Regions from separate parts of the Homo sapiens genome. Here region 1 is linked to region 2. The links are chromatin loops, found by intact Hi-C in ENCODE. Cell type or tissue: B cell. All regions are shown on one strand.

Region 1 (8,000 bases), 560 kb after region 2:
TGGATCACCTGAGGTCAGAAGTTTGAGACTAGCCTGGCCAACATGGCGAATCCCCGTCTCTACAAAAAATATTAAAATTAGCTGGGCGTGGTGGTGGGCGCCTGTAATCCCAGCTACTTGGGAGGCTGAGGCAGGAGAATCGCTTGAACCCAGGAGGCAGAGGTTGTGGTGAGCCGAGATTGCACCACTGGACTCCAGCCTGGGCGACTGAGTGAGACTGTCTGAAAAAAAAGAAAAAAAAAAAAAAAGAAGTACATATAGATAAACTATCTATTTAAAATGTAATATAGACCAATGGATTTAATGTAACAGTATGAAAAGTTCACTGATTTGGTTGCAGAGTCCACATTGCAACTCACCTTTAATAAATTACCACCTGTGGTCAGACATAGTGGCTCACACCTGTAATCCCAGCACTATGGCAGGCTGAGGCAGGAGGATTGCTTGAGGCCAGGAGTTCATTAGAATGATTTAAATCCTATTACCCAGTAATGGGATTGCTGTGTCAAATGGTATTTCTGGTTCTAGATCCTTGAGGAATCACCACACTTTCTTCCACAATGGTTGAACTAATTTACACTCCCAGCAACAGTGTAAAAGTGTTCCTGTTTCTCCACATCCTCTCCAGCATCTGTTGTTTCCTGACTTTTTAATAATCACCATTCTAAGTGGCATGGGATGGTATCTCATTGTGGTTTTGATTTGCATCTCTTTAATGAGTAGTGATGATGAGCTTTTTTTCATATGTTTGTTGTCCACATAAATGTCTTATTTTGAGAAGTGTCTGTTCATATCCTTCACCCACTTTTTGATGGGGTTGTTTGTAAATTTGTTCAAGTTCCTTGTAGATTCTGGATATTAGCCCTTTGTCAGATGGATAATTGCAAAAATTTTCTCCCATTCTGTAGATTTCCTGTTCACTCTGATGATAGTTTCTTTTGCTATGCAGAAGCTCTTTAGTTTAATTAGATCCCATTTGTCAATTCTGGCTTTTGTTGCCTTTCCTTTTGGTGTTTTAGTCATGAAGTCTTTGCCTATGCCTATGTCTTGAATGGTATTGCCTAGGTTTTCTTCTAGGATTTTTATGTTTTAGATCTTACGTTTAAGCCTTTAATCCATCTCGAGTTAATTTTTGTATAAGGTGTAAGGAAGGGGTCCAGTTTCAGTTTTCTGCATATGGCTAGCAAGTTTTTCCAACACCATTTATTAAATAGGGAATCCTTTCCCCATTGCTTGTTTTTATCAGGTTTGTCAAAGATCAGATGGTTGTAGATGTGTGGCGTTATTTCTGAGGCCTCTGTTCTGTTCCATTGGTCTATGTATCTGTTTTGGTACCAATACTTTGCAGTTTTAGTTACTGTAGCCTTGTAGTATAGTTTGACGTCAGGTAGCGTCATGCCTCCAGCTTTGTTCTTTTTGCTTAGGATTGTCTTGGCTATACAGGCTCTTTTTTGGTTCCATATGAAATTTCAAGTCGTTTTTTTCTAATTCTGTGAAGAAAGTCAGTGGTAGCTTGATGGGGATAGCACTGAATCTATAAATTACTTTGGGCAGTATGGCCATTTTCATGATATTGATTCTTCCTATCCATGAGCCTGGAATGTTTTTCCATTTGTGTCCTGTCTTATTTCCTTGAGCAGTGGTTTGTAGTTCTCCTTGAAGAGGTCCTTCACATTCCTTGTAAGTTGTATTCCTAGGTATTTTGTTCTCTTTGTAGCAATTGTGAATGGGAGTTCACTCATGATTTGGATCTCTGTCTGTTATTGGTGTATAGGAATGCTTGTGATTTTCACATATTGATTTTGTATCCTGAGACTTTGCTGAAGTTGCTTGTCAGCTTAAGGAGATTTTGGGCTGACACGATGGGGTTTTCTAAATATACAATCATGTCATCTGCAAACAGAGAGGATTTGACTTCCTCTCTTCCTATGTGAATGCCCTTTATTTCTTTCTCTTGCCTGATTGCCCTGGGCAGAACTTCCAATACTATGTTGAATAGGAGTGGTGAGAGAGGGCATCCTTGTCTTGTGCCAGTTTTCAAAGGGAATGCTTCCAGCTTTTGCCCATTCAGTATGATGTTGGCTGTGGGTTTGTCATAAATAGCTCTTATTATTTTGAGATATGTTCCATCGATACTTTTTTTTTTGAGACGAAGTCTGGCTCTGTCGCCCAGGCTGGAGTCCAGTGGTGCAATCTCGGCTCGCTGCAACCTCTGCTTCCTGGGTTCAAGAGATTGTCCTGCCTCAGCTTCCCAAGTAGCTGGGAGTACAGATGCGTGCTACCACGCCCGGCTAATTTTTGTGATTTTACTAGAGATGGGGTTTCACTATTTTGGCCAGGCTGATCTTGAACTCCTGACCTCAAGTGATCTGCCCACCTTGGCCTCCCAAAGTGCTGGGATTAGGGGCATGAGCCACCATGCCCGGCCAACTATTGTTATTTTAAATAAATGTTTAAAATGTCTTAGTTTTAATTTCTAAAATGATACCTATCCATATATGTAATCTATAGAAACGAAAGATCTTTTGGGTCCCTTATAATTTATGAGTGTATAGGGGACCTGAGACCAAAATGTTTGAGAACTGCTGCTGTAATTTATTCAACCATTCTCTTAAAATTAGGCATTTAAATTGTTACCAGTATTTTGCAATTGCAATGTTGCAGTCAATAATTTTGGGCATATGTGTTTTTCTGTTGTTGTAGATGTATCTTTAGGGCAAATTCTTAGTTTTGCCTGATCAAATAATGCATATGTAGTTTTGTTAGATATTACCAAATTCCCTTTCCAAAAGGTTGTACCTCAGTGCTACCACTGTCCCTCTCTCCTACCAACACCCATACTTTCTGTCAAACCTGATACAATAAGATATAATAACACTTTCAAGACTGTGTAATGGGAAAAGCTTTGGAACAGACAGACATGAGTTCAGTCCTGAGTAACTACTGGATATGAAGAGAAAGACTTGTTTTCCCATCAATAAAATGAGGCTAATGTCTGCTACAATATACAAAGGAATTGGCACATAGTGGGTGTTCATTAAATGGTAGCTGATGTTATTTATTATCTGAATCACTCTGGGCAAGTGGAAGTAGTGGTCAAGGTTGACCAGCACTGATATCCTGGATTCCTTGGGGGTAAAGAGTGGACTATGCAAACTGGAACTGTAGATGATGCTGACCGTAAGAAAGCATATAGAGTTGAGAATCTTGGAAGTTATCTAGGGTGCAAAAAGAGAATAGATCAATCTAACCAGAAAAGAGGCCAGAAGCAGATGCTGAAAGCTAGGGTATAGAACCAGAAGTTAGAAGATGCAGGCAATGAAATCACCAAATAGTTCATTAATTCAGCCAGTTAGTCAAATATTTATTGAATGCTACCATGTACCAAGCACAGTGTTCTGTGGTAAGCAAGGCACTATTCCTTACAGATGTTAGACTCTACTGATGGAAGCAGATGAGGAAATAGGCAATTACAATCTTAAGGGGTAAGTGCAGTGTGTTCTAGGAACACAAATCAGGGGTATCTAACCTGAACTTAGGGATCAGGAAAAACTTCTTAGAGGAAGTGTCACCTAAGTTGAGACCTGAAAAATGTCCAGGACTTTGCTAGGTGAATTGGGTAGAGGGAGGGAAGACAGTAGATAGGAAAAGAGTTTTTTGGGCAGCATAAATAGAATGTGCAACAACCTAGAAGCAGGAGAACACATAGTATGGTATGCCTGAAGAACTGAGAGGACAATTTTGGCTGAAGCAGAGAGTACAAAGTTGGGAAGCAATGACAGCCAAGACAGAGGCCAAATCAAGAAAGGTCTTCTAATTCTTGTCAAGGACTTTGGATTCTATCAGCAGTGAGAAGCTGTTAGAGCTTTTAATCTGGTCAATGATGTTAACAGATTTGATTTTAGAAGAGATCACAATGGTGTTAACAGATTTGATTTCAGAAAAGATCACAATGGTGTTAACAGATTTGATTTTAGAAAAGATCACTAACTGCTATGTAGGAAATAGATTAGAGGACACAGACTTGGAGGCAGGGAAGCCACTTATAAGTGTTTATTGCAGTCATCCAGGCAAAAGTGATGGTGACCTGAATTAGGTAGAGGAGGGAAAATACAGATTTCAGGAAGTAAAATCATCAAACTCATGATTGGATTGGCACGTGAAAAAGAGGGAGAGGTCAAGGATGACACTTGGGTTTCTGGGTTGGGTAACTTAGTAGTCAGTGCTGTCAAGCAGGGCGACAGCAGAGAAGGAGAAGGCTTGAGGGAGAAGATGATGAATGCTATTTCAACATGTTGCCAGATTAGGAAACAGGTTCAGAGAGGTGAAGTTGCCTGTCCAAAGTGACTGTAAGTGGCAGAGCTAAGATTCCAACCCAGGTGTGACTACAGATTTTCTTACTGCTTGAGCATTGCCACACCTTCTCCCACGCTCAGGGTGGGAATATGCACCAAGCACCAGGGAGAGGCAAACTGCTGAGACCACTTCTAATGTGGGTGAAGTGCTTTCCTGTCAGTTAGATTTGACTGGAGAATAATGGAAGAGGGTATTCCCACAAGCATAATTATTGTTATTAACATTCTGTCCATGATGACCCACACTGCCATCTTCTGGTGCCAGTAAGGAAGCATTAGGATACACTTGACAGTGGGGAATGTTTATGTTTTTTCATAAGAATTCTGTATGAGGCAGTATGGCATGTATGGTACAACGGAAAGACCCTGGGCTACAGTGTGAAAACCTGGGTTCTAATGATGTAAACATGGACTGGACTGAGGAGGAAAGTTGTGTAGGCATTTGAATCTCTGGGCTTTTCCTCAGGGTATCCAGTTCAGTCAGAGCTCCTTTAGCCTACCAACCTATTTGAGACTGCCCACAAGTACAGAGATAGTGTAGTGGAAAGAGCTTGTGTTTTGCAGTAAGCAGATCTGAATTCGAATTACAGCTCCACTAATTTCAGGTTGACTGGAGAAAGTCACTTATTCTGAGCATTGTTTTTCTGATTTGTATGGTACATAGTTGTAAGGGCTAGCAAGAAAGTGCCAGGTGCATGGTAGGCACTCAATTAAAGTTAAGTATCTTCCCTTGCCTTCTCTTATCTTTTAAACCTAAAACACTGTTTCCCATCACTATCTCTGGCAGCTCCAGAAAAGAGTTAACAACTACTTCATACCCTTTCCTGTTCTTTCCAATGTACATGTATTCTCTCATAATCAGAAAACCAAATAAAAAACATTTTGTTGTACAGAATAGACCAGCCAAATAGTGAGCATCCGTTGTGGCCAACATTTATTTTATTTGAATGTGCTGCATCTCGGTTGTGCACATGAACAAATGATGTGGACTCGTGTGTGTTCTCATGTGAATGTGAATTCACTTTAATTCTGCAAACACTGAGCTCTACCTATGATCCAGACACTATAGGAATAAAGAGTTGGGTGAAAATAGTGTTTTTGCTTGGTTTTGAATGTATGAGCATATGTGCTTTGGCTGAAGGAAGGGAGGATTCATAAAATTGAGGGATGTATGAGGTGAAAGCAGTGAAGGGCTGACACTAGCTCCAGTTGGCTCATGAGAGGCAATTGTTAGATTTTCGAAACTTTGTGAGCCAATTGTTAAACATTGCCATAATAGTTAGAAGAGAAGATTTGAAATGTTCCCGACTCAAAGAAATGATAAATCTGTAAGGTGATGGATATCATAAGTACCCTAATCTGATCAGTATATACTGTATGGAGGTATCTAAATATCATATATACCCACAAATATGTAAAATTATGTATCAATTAAAATGTTTAGTTAAAATTTAAATTATATAAACTTACAATTAAATTATGTTAAAAACCAAAGTAATAAATACAGGCAGCCCTTGCTTTGCACAGTTCTGAAATGCATGAATTTTAGTTACCATAGTTAACAACACAATTCAAATTTCATTTATCACAATATAGTAACTATAAGTAATTGCACACATTACAAACTTTGCTGCTGGCTCTTCAGTCCATGCATCACTATGTAAATAACAGATGCACATTATGATCAGTCATCAATCACACCACTTCTTTCAAAGTCAATCAGTGATAGACTTTGGTCTATCACTGCATATTTGTTATTCAGTTCTTTAACAAACAGCAAAGGATATATTGTGTTGCCTCCTTTTCTACCAGTAATAAAACTCACATGACATTTTAGAAAAATGAATAATCAAAAAGGGGAATTAGAAAAAAAAGATCAAGTGAAGTAAAGAAATGAAAAGTGATAAGGCTGGAAGTGAAACTTGAAGTAGTTGAGCATGGAAATTTTGACACTGTTCCCATTTGAAAGACTTTAGATATGTAACCAGAGGAACTTAGTGAAGGCAAACTTTTGAAAAAAATGAAGAAAATGGTTATAACCAAAAGGATGAAGATGTCTTAGAGACAGTAAGACCAGCAAAAAACTTCACATTAAAGGAACTCTTTGGCCAGGTGCAGTGGCTCACACCTGTAATCCCAACACTTTGGGAGGCTGAGGCGGGTGGATCATTTGAGGTCAGGAGTTCAAGACCAGCCCGGCCAACATGGCGAAACCCCATCTCTACAAAAAATACAAAAATTAGCTGGGCATGGTGGCAGACACCTGTAATCCCAGCTACTTGGGAGGCTGAGGCAGGAGAATCACTTGAATCGGGGAGGCAGAGGTTGAAGTGAGCCAAGATTGCACCACTGCACTCCAGCCTGGGCAACAGAGCGAGACTCCATCTCAAAATAATAATAATAATAATAACTAAGTAAATAAGTAAGAGAACTCTTAGAGATACTTCAAGACATTGAGAGTACCAAAAAATTTTTGATTTAAACAGGTTTTTCAAAATATATATTGAAAGTACAAAGAATAAGATGTTCGGAGTGGACCAGGCACAGTGGCTTAGACTTGTAATTCCAGCACTTTGGGAAGCCGAGGCAAAAGGATTGCTTGAGGCCAGGAGTGTGCAAGACCAGCTTGGGCAATATGGAAGACCCTGTGTCTACAAAAATAATAAAATTTTTAATTAGTCGGGCATGGTGGCTTATGCTACATAGTCCCCACTACTCAGGAGGCTGAGGCGGGTGAGGACTGCTTGAGCTCAGGAGTTCAAGGCTGCACTGAGCTACAATAGGGTCACTGCACTCCAGCCTGGATGACAGAGCAAGACCCTGTCTCTAAAAAAGTAAAAATAAAATGTTGGAAGTGGATCCAAACTTAGAACTAGGACCATGTTCCAAGCATGGAAACGTTGGTCACTCATAAATTATACAAAAACAAAGCAAGCACTATTCAAATTACCATTGATACTTTTTTTTTTTTACAAAGAAATACTTACTAATGTTTCAAATTTATTGTTTTTAATTAGTATACCATATCATTCAATGGGGAAAAAATAGTTTTCTCAACAAATGGTGCTGGGGGCCAGGCACAGTGGCTCACATCTATAATCCCAGCACTTTGGGAGACCAAAGTGGAAAGATCACTTGAGGCCAGAAGTTCAAGACCAGCCTGGGCAACACAGTGAGACCCCTGTCTCTAAAAAATATTTGAAAATTATCTGGGCATGGTGGTGCATACCTGTGAGTCCCATCTACTCAGGAAGCTGAGGTGAGAGGATTGCTTGAGCCCAGGAGTTTGAGGCTGCACTGACCTATGATTGCACCACTGCACTCAAGCCTGGGTGACAGAGCGAGACCTGTTTCTAAAAAAATAATGAAATGATATTATTGGCTGGGCACAGTGGCTCACACCTGTAATCCCAGCACTTTGAGGGGCCAAGGTGGGTGGATTACCTGAGATCAGGAGTTCAAGACCAGCCTGACCAACATGGTGAAACCTTGTCTCTACTAAAAATACAAAAAATTAGCCAGGCATGGTGGTAGGTGCCTGTAATCTCAGCTACTTGGGAGGCTGAGGCAGGAGAATTACTTGAACCTAGGAGGTGGAGGTTGCAGTGAGCTGAGATTGGGCCATTACACTTCCAGCCTGGGCAA
Region 2 (8,000 bases):
CAGGCAATCCTCCTGCCTCAGCCTCCCCAGTGGCTGGAACTATAGGCACGTGCCCCCATGCTTAGCTAATTTTTTATTTTTTGTAGAGACAGGATCTCACTATGTTGTCAGGCTGGTCTCAAACTCCTGGCCTCAAGCAATCCTTGCACCTTGGCCTCTCAAAGTGCTAGGGTAAGGTGTGAGCCACTGCACCTGGCCAAGGATGTCTTTTTTTTTTTGAGACAGGGTCCCGAGACAGGGTCCCACTCTGTCGCCCAGGCTGGTGTGCAGTGGCATGATCTCGGCTCACCACAACCCCCTGGCTCAAGTGATTCTCCTGCCTCAACCTTCCGAGTAGCTGGGATTACAGGGGCGTTTGCCACTACCACCCAGCTAATTTTTGTATTTTTAGTAGAGATGGGGTTTCGCCATGTTAGCCAGGCTGGTCTTGAACTAACCTCAAACGATCCACCCGCCTTGGCCTCCCAAAATGCTGGGATTACAGGTGTGAGCCACCGTGCCTGGCCCCATTTTAATTTTTTAAACTAAATTTTAGGCCAGGTGCAGTGGCTCACTTGAGCCCGGGAGGTGGAGGCTGCAGTGAGCCGAGATTGCTTCACTGCACTCCAGCCTCGGCCACAGAGCAAGACTCTGTCTCTAAATAAATAAATAAATAAATAAATAAATGTAAATAAATGAAAATAAAAATGATTCTAACCTTTTAATATTTTTTCTAAACTCTTGATAGCCCTAGTGGCTCATTTAGGAAATGTCACTATGGGCTAGAAATATTAATTTGTAGGTCAGCAGTTTCCTTAGTTTCACTTCAGTTTGGTTTTCTTCTGATAAATTCAAGTAAAATCAAAGTTAAATTTTTTACTTACAAGTAGCATTTGTGATCCAATTTTTCCAAACACTTCTATCTAGTATCCATTCAACCAGCCAGCATTTAATCTGAACACATGCTACAAAGATGACTGGAATGGTGTTCACTTAATGATAATGATGGTTATTTCTAGGTGGATTTGGAATGGTTACTTAAAAGAATAATGTTAAAATGTTTATATTTTTTGAGATTGAGTAATGGTACATGGAGATTTGAAGTTTTGCACACACACAAACAACTAAAAAAAGTGAGCCCTGCCACCACTTCTACTTAAAATTATTTGTTAGTGATTTCCCATTGTTTTTAAGATTAAATTCAGGGGTCTTAATGTGACCCTGCATGATCTGGTCCCTGCTTGCTTGCCTGCCTTGCACTATACTTTTCCTCCATGCTCTTTTTACACTTAAAATCATCTTTTTTTTTTTTTTCTTTTTTTTTTTTTGAGACAGAGTTATGCTCTGTCATCTAGGCTGGAGTGCAATGGCGCGATCTCTGCTCACTGCAAGCTCCACTTCTGGGGTTCATGCCATTCTTCTGCCTCAGCTTCCTGAGTGGCTGGCATTACAGGCCCCTGCCACCATGCCCAGCTCATTTTTTTTGTATTTTTAGTAGAGATGGGGTTTCACCATGTTGGCCAGGCTGGTCTCGAACTCCTGACCTCGTGATCCACCCGCCTCAGCCTCCCAAAGTGCTGGGATTACAGGCGTAAGCCACCGCGCCCAGCCTGATTTTTGTATTTTTGTAGAAATGGGGTTTTACCATGTTGGCCAGGCTGGTCTTGAGCCTCCTGATCTCAGGTGATCCGCCCACCTCGGCCTCCCAAAGTGCTGGGATTACAGGCGTGAGTCACCACGCCTGGCCTCCTGTGTATTTTAAATCAATTACTTAGAACAGGGGTATTCAATCTTTTTGCTTTCCTGGACCACATTGGAAGAAGAGTTGTCTTGGGCCATATATAAAATACAGTAATGATAGCTGATGAGCTTAAAAAAAAAATCACAAAAAAAATCTCATAGGCCAGGTGAAGTGGCTCACGCCTGTAATCCCAGCATTTTGGGAGGCTGAGGCGGGCGGATCATGAGGTCAGGAGTTCAAGACTAGCCTGACCAACGTGGTGAAACCCCGTCTCTACTGAAAACACAAAAATTAGCCTGGCGTGGTGGCATGCACCTGTAATCCCAGCATTTTGGGAGGCTGAGGCAGGAGAATCGCTTGAACCCTGGAGGCAGAGGTAGCAGTGAGCCAAGATCACGCCACTGCACTCCAGCCTGGGCGACACAGCAAGACTCCATCTCAAAAAAAAAAAAATAATAATAATAATAATTTCATAATGTTTTAAGAAAGTTTATGAATTTGTGTTAAGCCGCTTTCAAAGCCATCCCAGGCCCATGGGTTGGACAATCTTGACTTAGACTATCTAATACAATGTAAATACTGAGTAAATAATTGTTCTATTTTATATATTTTGTATTTTTTAATTGTATTGTTATTTTTTCCCTAATATTTTTGATGTGTGGTTGGTTGAACCCATGGATATGGAGGGCCCACTGTATGTTTAAATTAATAAACAATTAAGTGCTTGTCATATGCCATGTTCTCACTGTAACCCCATGAGGTAGATATTATTATCATTCCCAATTTTCACCTCCTTTACCTGTTTGAGTTTCCTCATAAGGTATCATCTGAATAAAAGATTCTACGGCTGAGAAAGCTAGGAGGTCTGTGCACTATGCCAGGCTACCTTTCATGCTGCCTGAGCTCATAGTATGGACATTTTTTTTTCTTTTTGAGGTAAAGTCTTGCTCTGTCACCCAGGTTGATCTCGAATTCCTGGCCTCAAGCAATCATCCTGCACAAAGTGCTAGGATTACAGGTGTGAGCCACTGTGCTCAGCCTTAAACTTTATTCAGGAATTGTTGTTGGCCAGGTGTGGTGGCTCACGCCTGTAATTCCAGCACTTTGGGAGGCCAAGGTGGGAGGATCGCTTGAGTCCCAGAGTTTAAGACTAGCCTTGGCAACATAGTGAGATCCTTTCTCTACAAAAAAATTTAAAAATTAGCCAGGCATAGTGGTTGGTGTGTGCCTGTAGTCCCAGCTACTTGGGGAGGCTGAGATGGGAAGATTGCTTTAGCCGGAGGTTGAGGCTGCAGTGAGCCGTGATCATGCCAGTGCACTCCAGCCTGGTTAACAAAGCAAGACCCTTTCTCCAAAAAAAAAAAAAAAATTCACTGACTTTGGCCTGAGACATTTAGGTTGTGCCCTGGCTTGGGTTTATTTTTTCCTACTTTCCTTCCTCTCAGGTGGTCTGACCCAGGACCTGAAAGCTGCCGCCAGGTGCTTTTTGATGGCGTGTGAGAAGCCTGGAAAGAAGTCAATAGCAGCATGTCACAACGTTGGCCTCCTGGCACATGATGGACAGGTTAATGAGGATGGCCAGCCTGACTTGGGAAAGGCCAGGGACTACTACACAAGGGCCTGTGATGGTGGCTATACTTCCAGTTGCTTCAACCTCAGTGCCATGTTCCTGCAGGGTGCCCCAGGCTTTCCCAAGGACATGGACCTGGCATGTAAATACTCCATGAAAGCCTGTGACCTGGGTCATATCTGGGCCTGTGCCAATGCCAGTCGCATGTACAAGCTGGGGGATGGTGTTGATAAGGATGAGGCCAAGGCCGAGGTGCTAAAAAATCGAGCCCAGCAGCTACACAAAGAACAGCAGAAAGGTGTCCAACCCTTAACATTTGGGTAATGTGGTCCACCCTCCCTCCCAGGCAACAAACTGCTTGAGGCTGGCAGCTCCTGTTTCTGAAGACTGATGCAGCCCTTGAAGGTCAACCTGCTGGAGCAAAAAAACTTGGGACTTGAATTTGTAGCTCCATTTACATGGATCCATTGCCCCAGCTACTGGAGTATAGCCTACAATGTTTATTTCAGTCAATATTCCTTTATCTGGGTGTTCTGTACAATGTTTATTACAGTCAATATTCCTTCATCTGGATGTTCTGTGAAGATAGCCATGTTTATGGGGGTCTTAGTTTTCAAACTCTGGCAACTCTGTGAAAAATAGGAGCAAACTAGAGAGCCCTGGAGATTGGTAGTAGGGAAGGGAGGATAGCAGGAAGTTTGAAAAATTAGCAGCCCCGGGGCCTAAAGGAATCAGCTGTCATCATTTTCATCATTATTATTTTGGTTAGGATGGCTTGAAAATCAGAACGTATCTTGGTTTACGTAATTGAGGTCTTAAAGAACTAAGAACAGTTAAATAGTCACAACTACCACCCTCTGACTTACATAATCATTGGTGTGGGCTTCGTTTTGCCTTTAGAGTCACATCTTTCAGTAAATTCACAGAGATCAAGAGGGACGTGCAACATACAGCTTAAAGGCTGTTATGCTTCAGGGTTGCTGAAGAAGATGAAACATCAGCCTGCCATCGTCTAGAAGAGACATTGGCAGTTAAAAATTAGCACCTCCAGTGTAGTCGCCTGGCACTGCCCATCATGCTGAGGGAGCAGATTCTTCCCAAGGCAGCTTCAGCTAGGAGTTTGTAAGCAAGGACTTTGTGACACATTTGTCCCCTGGAACTGAGCCTTTTTAACTGTCCCTGTGAATGAACAATTTTGAGTGACCTACGGTTTGTGTTAATTAGTGTTCTTTCCAGATTCCAGGTACCGTAGAGAGTATGTTCTTTGTGGTGGTTGTGCCTTTTAAGAACATTTGTGGCCGGGCACGGTGGCTCACGCCTGTAACCCCAGCACTTTGGGTGGCCAAGGCGGGTGGATCACGAGATCAGGAGATCATGACCATCCTGGCTAACACGGGGAAACCCCATCTCTACTAAAAAATACAAAAAATTAGCCGGGCGTGGTGGCAGGCGCCTGTAGTCCCAGCTACTGGGGAGGCTGAGGCAGGAGAATTGCTTGAACCCGGGAGGCGGAGCTTGCAGTGAGCTGAGATTGCGCCACTGCCCTCCAGCCTGGGCGATAGAGTGAGACTCCGTCTCAAAAAAAAAAAAAAATTTGCTTTTTCTGTTGTCTCCCCAGCTTGTCACCAGGGGGCGAGCTTGCCATTTCCCTGCTGGTAACAATACCATTCTGTCACCATCTACTGTTTTAGGCTTCCGTTTTGCAGCCGTCCTGAAAGGAAGGCTTGCTGTGTAAATGAAGGCTTGTGAGCACAGCAGCCAGCCTCTCAAGTTGATAGAGGACAGGGACTTCCCCAAGTGCACAGAGGAGATTTCAAAAGACATCAAATTCACTTTTTAAAAATGTAAAGTAGCTTTTGGTGTGCTTAAACTAGGTCAGGCCAGGCGTGGTGGCTCATGCCTGTAATCCTAGCATTTTGGGAGGCCAAGGCAGGTGGATCACTTGAGGTCAGGAGTTCGAGATCAGCCTGGCCAACATGACGAAACCCCTTTCTCTACTAAAAATATAAAAATTAGCTGGGCGTGGTGATGCATACCTGTAATCCCAGCTACTTCGGAGGCTGAGGCAGGAGAATCACTTGAACCTGGGAGGCAGAGGTTGCAGTAAACTGAGACTGTGCCACTGCACTCCAGCCTGGGCAACACAGCAAGACTCTGTCTCAAAAACAAAAACAAAACTAGGCCAGGTGCAGTGGCTCACGCTTGCAATCCCAGCACTTTGGGAGGCCGAGGCAGGCGGATCACGAGGTCAGGATTTCGAGAACAGCCTGGCCAACATAGTGAAACCTCGTATCTACTAAAAATACAAAAATTATCTGGGTGTGGTGGTGGGCACCTGTTGTCCCAGCTATTCAGGAGGCTGAGGCAGGAGAATCGCTTGAACCCAGGAGGTGGAGGTTGCAGTGAGCCAAGACCATGCCATTGCACTCCAGCCAGGTAACAGAGTGAGACTCTGTCTCAAAAAAACACACACACACACACACACAAAACTGTAGGTCAAAAAACATGAAAATATGTTCAACATCACTAATTAGGGAAATGTAAATCAAAAACCACAATGAACTCTTAAAATTCAACAGTAAGAAAACAACCTGATTAAAAACAGGCCAAAACCCTTAACATATCTCAGCAAAGAAGATAGACAGGTGGCAAATAAGCATATGAAAAGATGTTCCATATAACATGTCATCAGGAAAATGCAAGTTAGAACAACAGACCACTATACAACTATTAGAATGGCCAAAATCCAAAGCACCGACAGCATGAAATGCTGGGAAAGTTGGAGCAACCAGAACTCTTATTCCTTGCTGGTGGGAACGCAAGATGGCACAGCCACTTTGGAAGACAGTTAAGCAGTTTCTTACAAAAACTAGGTAAGCTCTTACCATGTGATCCAGCAATCTTGCTCTTTAGTATTTACCTGAAGGAACTGAAAACATGTCCACACAAAAACCAGCACATGGATGTTTATAGCAGCTTTATCTATAATTGCCAAAACTCAACCCAAAATGTCTTTCAGTAGGTAAATGGGTAAATAAATTGTGGTGCATGTAGTCATTATTCAGTGCTTAAATCAAGCTATGACAAATTATGAGTTATCAAGCTATAAGAAGTCACAGAGGAACTTAAATGAATGCTACTAAATGAAGCCAGTCTGAAAAGGCTTCATATTAAATGATGCCAACTATATGACACTGGGATGTATTCTGGAAAAGGCAAAACTATGGAGACAGTAAAAAGCAGTGGGTGGGGGAGGGGAGGGAGGAATAATTGGAGCACAGAAGATTTTTAGGGCAGCGAAACTACTCTGTATGATACTATAATTATAAATACCTGTCATTGTACATATGTCCAACCCCCTAAAATGTACAACACCAAGAGTGAACCCTAATGTAAACTGTGGACTTTGAGTGATAATGATGTGTCAGTGTAGGTTCATCAATTACTGCAAATGTACCTCTTTGGTGGGAGATGTTGAAAATGGTGGAGACTATGCATGTGTGGGGACAACAACTATATGGGAAATCTCTGTACCCTCTCAATTTTGCTGTAAACCTAAAATTGCTCTAAAATATAAAGTCTATTAAAACCACAATGATATTGCCTCATATCCCATTAGGATGGCTACTATTAAACACCAAAACAAAGTAAGTGTTGTCAAGGATACAGAGAAATTAGAACCCTGTGAACTGGTGCAGCTCCCCCAAAATGAAAAACAGAATTGCCGTTTGATCCAGCCATTCCACTTCTGGGTACATATCTGTGTTAGGCCATTCTTGCATTGCTATAAAGAAATACCTGAGACTGGGTAATTTATAAAGAAAAGTTTAATTGGCTCAGGAAGCATGGTGCTGTGCATCCTATTGGCTTCTGGTGAGGCCTCAGAAGCTTACAGTCATGGTGGAAGGCACAGGGGGAGTCAGTGTATCACATGGTGAGAAGGCAAGAGCAGGAGCAAGAGAGTGAGCAAGGGGAGATACCACACACAAATCTCCTGAGGACAGCACCAAGGGGAGGGTCCTAAACCATTCATGAGAAATCCTCCCCATGATCCAATCACCTCCCACCAAGCTCCACCTCCAACATTGGGGATTAAATTTCAACGTGAGATTTGGGGGACAAGTATCCAAACTATTAATATCCAAAAGAATTGAAAGCAGGGTCTCCAAGAGGTATCTATACCCATATTCTTAGCAGCACTATTCATAGTAACCAAAGGGTAGAAGGAACCCAAATGCCCATCAGCAGATGAATGAATACACAAAAGGCGAGATGTACATGCAATGGAATATTATTCAGCCTTGAAAAGGAAGGAAATTCTGACACATGCCACAAAACATGGCTGAATCTTGAGGACATCGTGCTAAGAGAGTCACAAAAAGACATGCTGTATAAGCCAGTCACAAAAAGACATGCTGTATATGAGGCATCTAAACTTGGGTATGAGTTGTATATAAACTCAGAAACAGAAAGTAAAATGGTGGCTGCCAGGGGCTGGGGTGAGGAGGAAATGAGTTTTTTGTTTTTGTTTTTGTTTTGAGATAGGCTCTTGCTCTGTCGCCTAGGCTGGAGTGCAGTGGCACTATCATAGCTCACTGCAGCCTCTAACTCCTGGGCTCAGGTCATCCTTCCACCTCAGCTTCCCAAGTAGCTGGGACTACAGGTACACACCACCACGCCCAGCTAGTTTTTGTATTTTTTGTAGAGACG

The links. Hi-C counts contacts between places; a loop is a spot of excess contacts. Peaks named below come from ENCODE experiments on the same cell type or tissue, not always from the same donor. Only the 100,000 strongest peaks of a DNase experiment are listed, where the experiment ranks them.
Region 1: it touches region 2 in a loop (21-fold over the local background); 34 of 110 quality-filtered maps call a loop at or near these places.

Annotation. Positions count from the first base shown.
Region 1 is chr1:52,124,228-52,132,227 of GRCh38, reverse strand. No RefSeq gene overlaps it. Among named protein-coding and RNA genes, the nearest start is that of ZFYVE9, 14 kb to the left of the region's middle. In B cell, a CTCF peak has its summit at 4,525; a DNase peak (open chromatin) is centred at 4,597; H3K27me3 peaks cover 535 bases.
Region 2 is chr1:52,683,334-52,691,333 of GRCh38, reverse strand. It overlaps COA7 (cytochrome c oxidase assembly factor 7), which reads left to right. Exons shown (of 3, transcript NM_023077.3): 3 at 3,166-6,885. The coding sequence ends at 3,614. Among named protein-coding and RNA genes, the nearest start is that of COA7, 11 kb to the left of the region's middle. RefSeq lists a silencer at 3,171-3,371. In B cell, CTCF peaks have their summits at 667, 4,721 and 4,920 (motif pointing right); a DNase peak (open chromatin) is centred at 4,963; H3K27ac peaks cover 2,802 bases.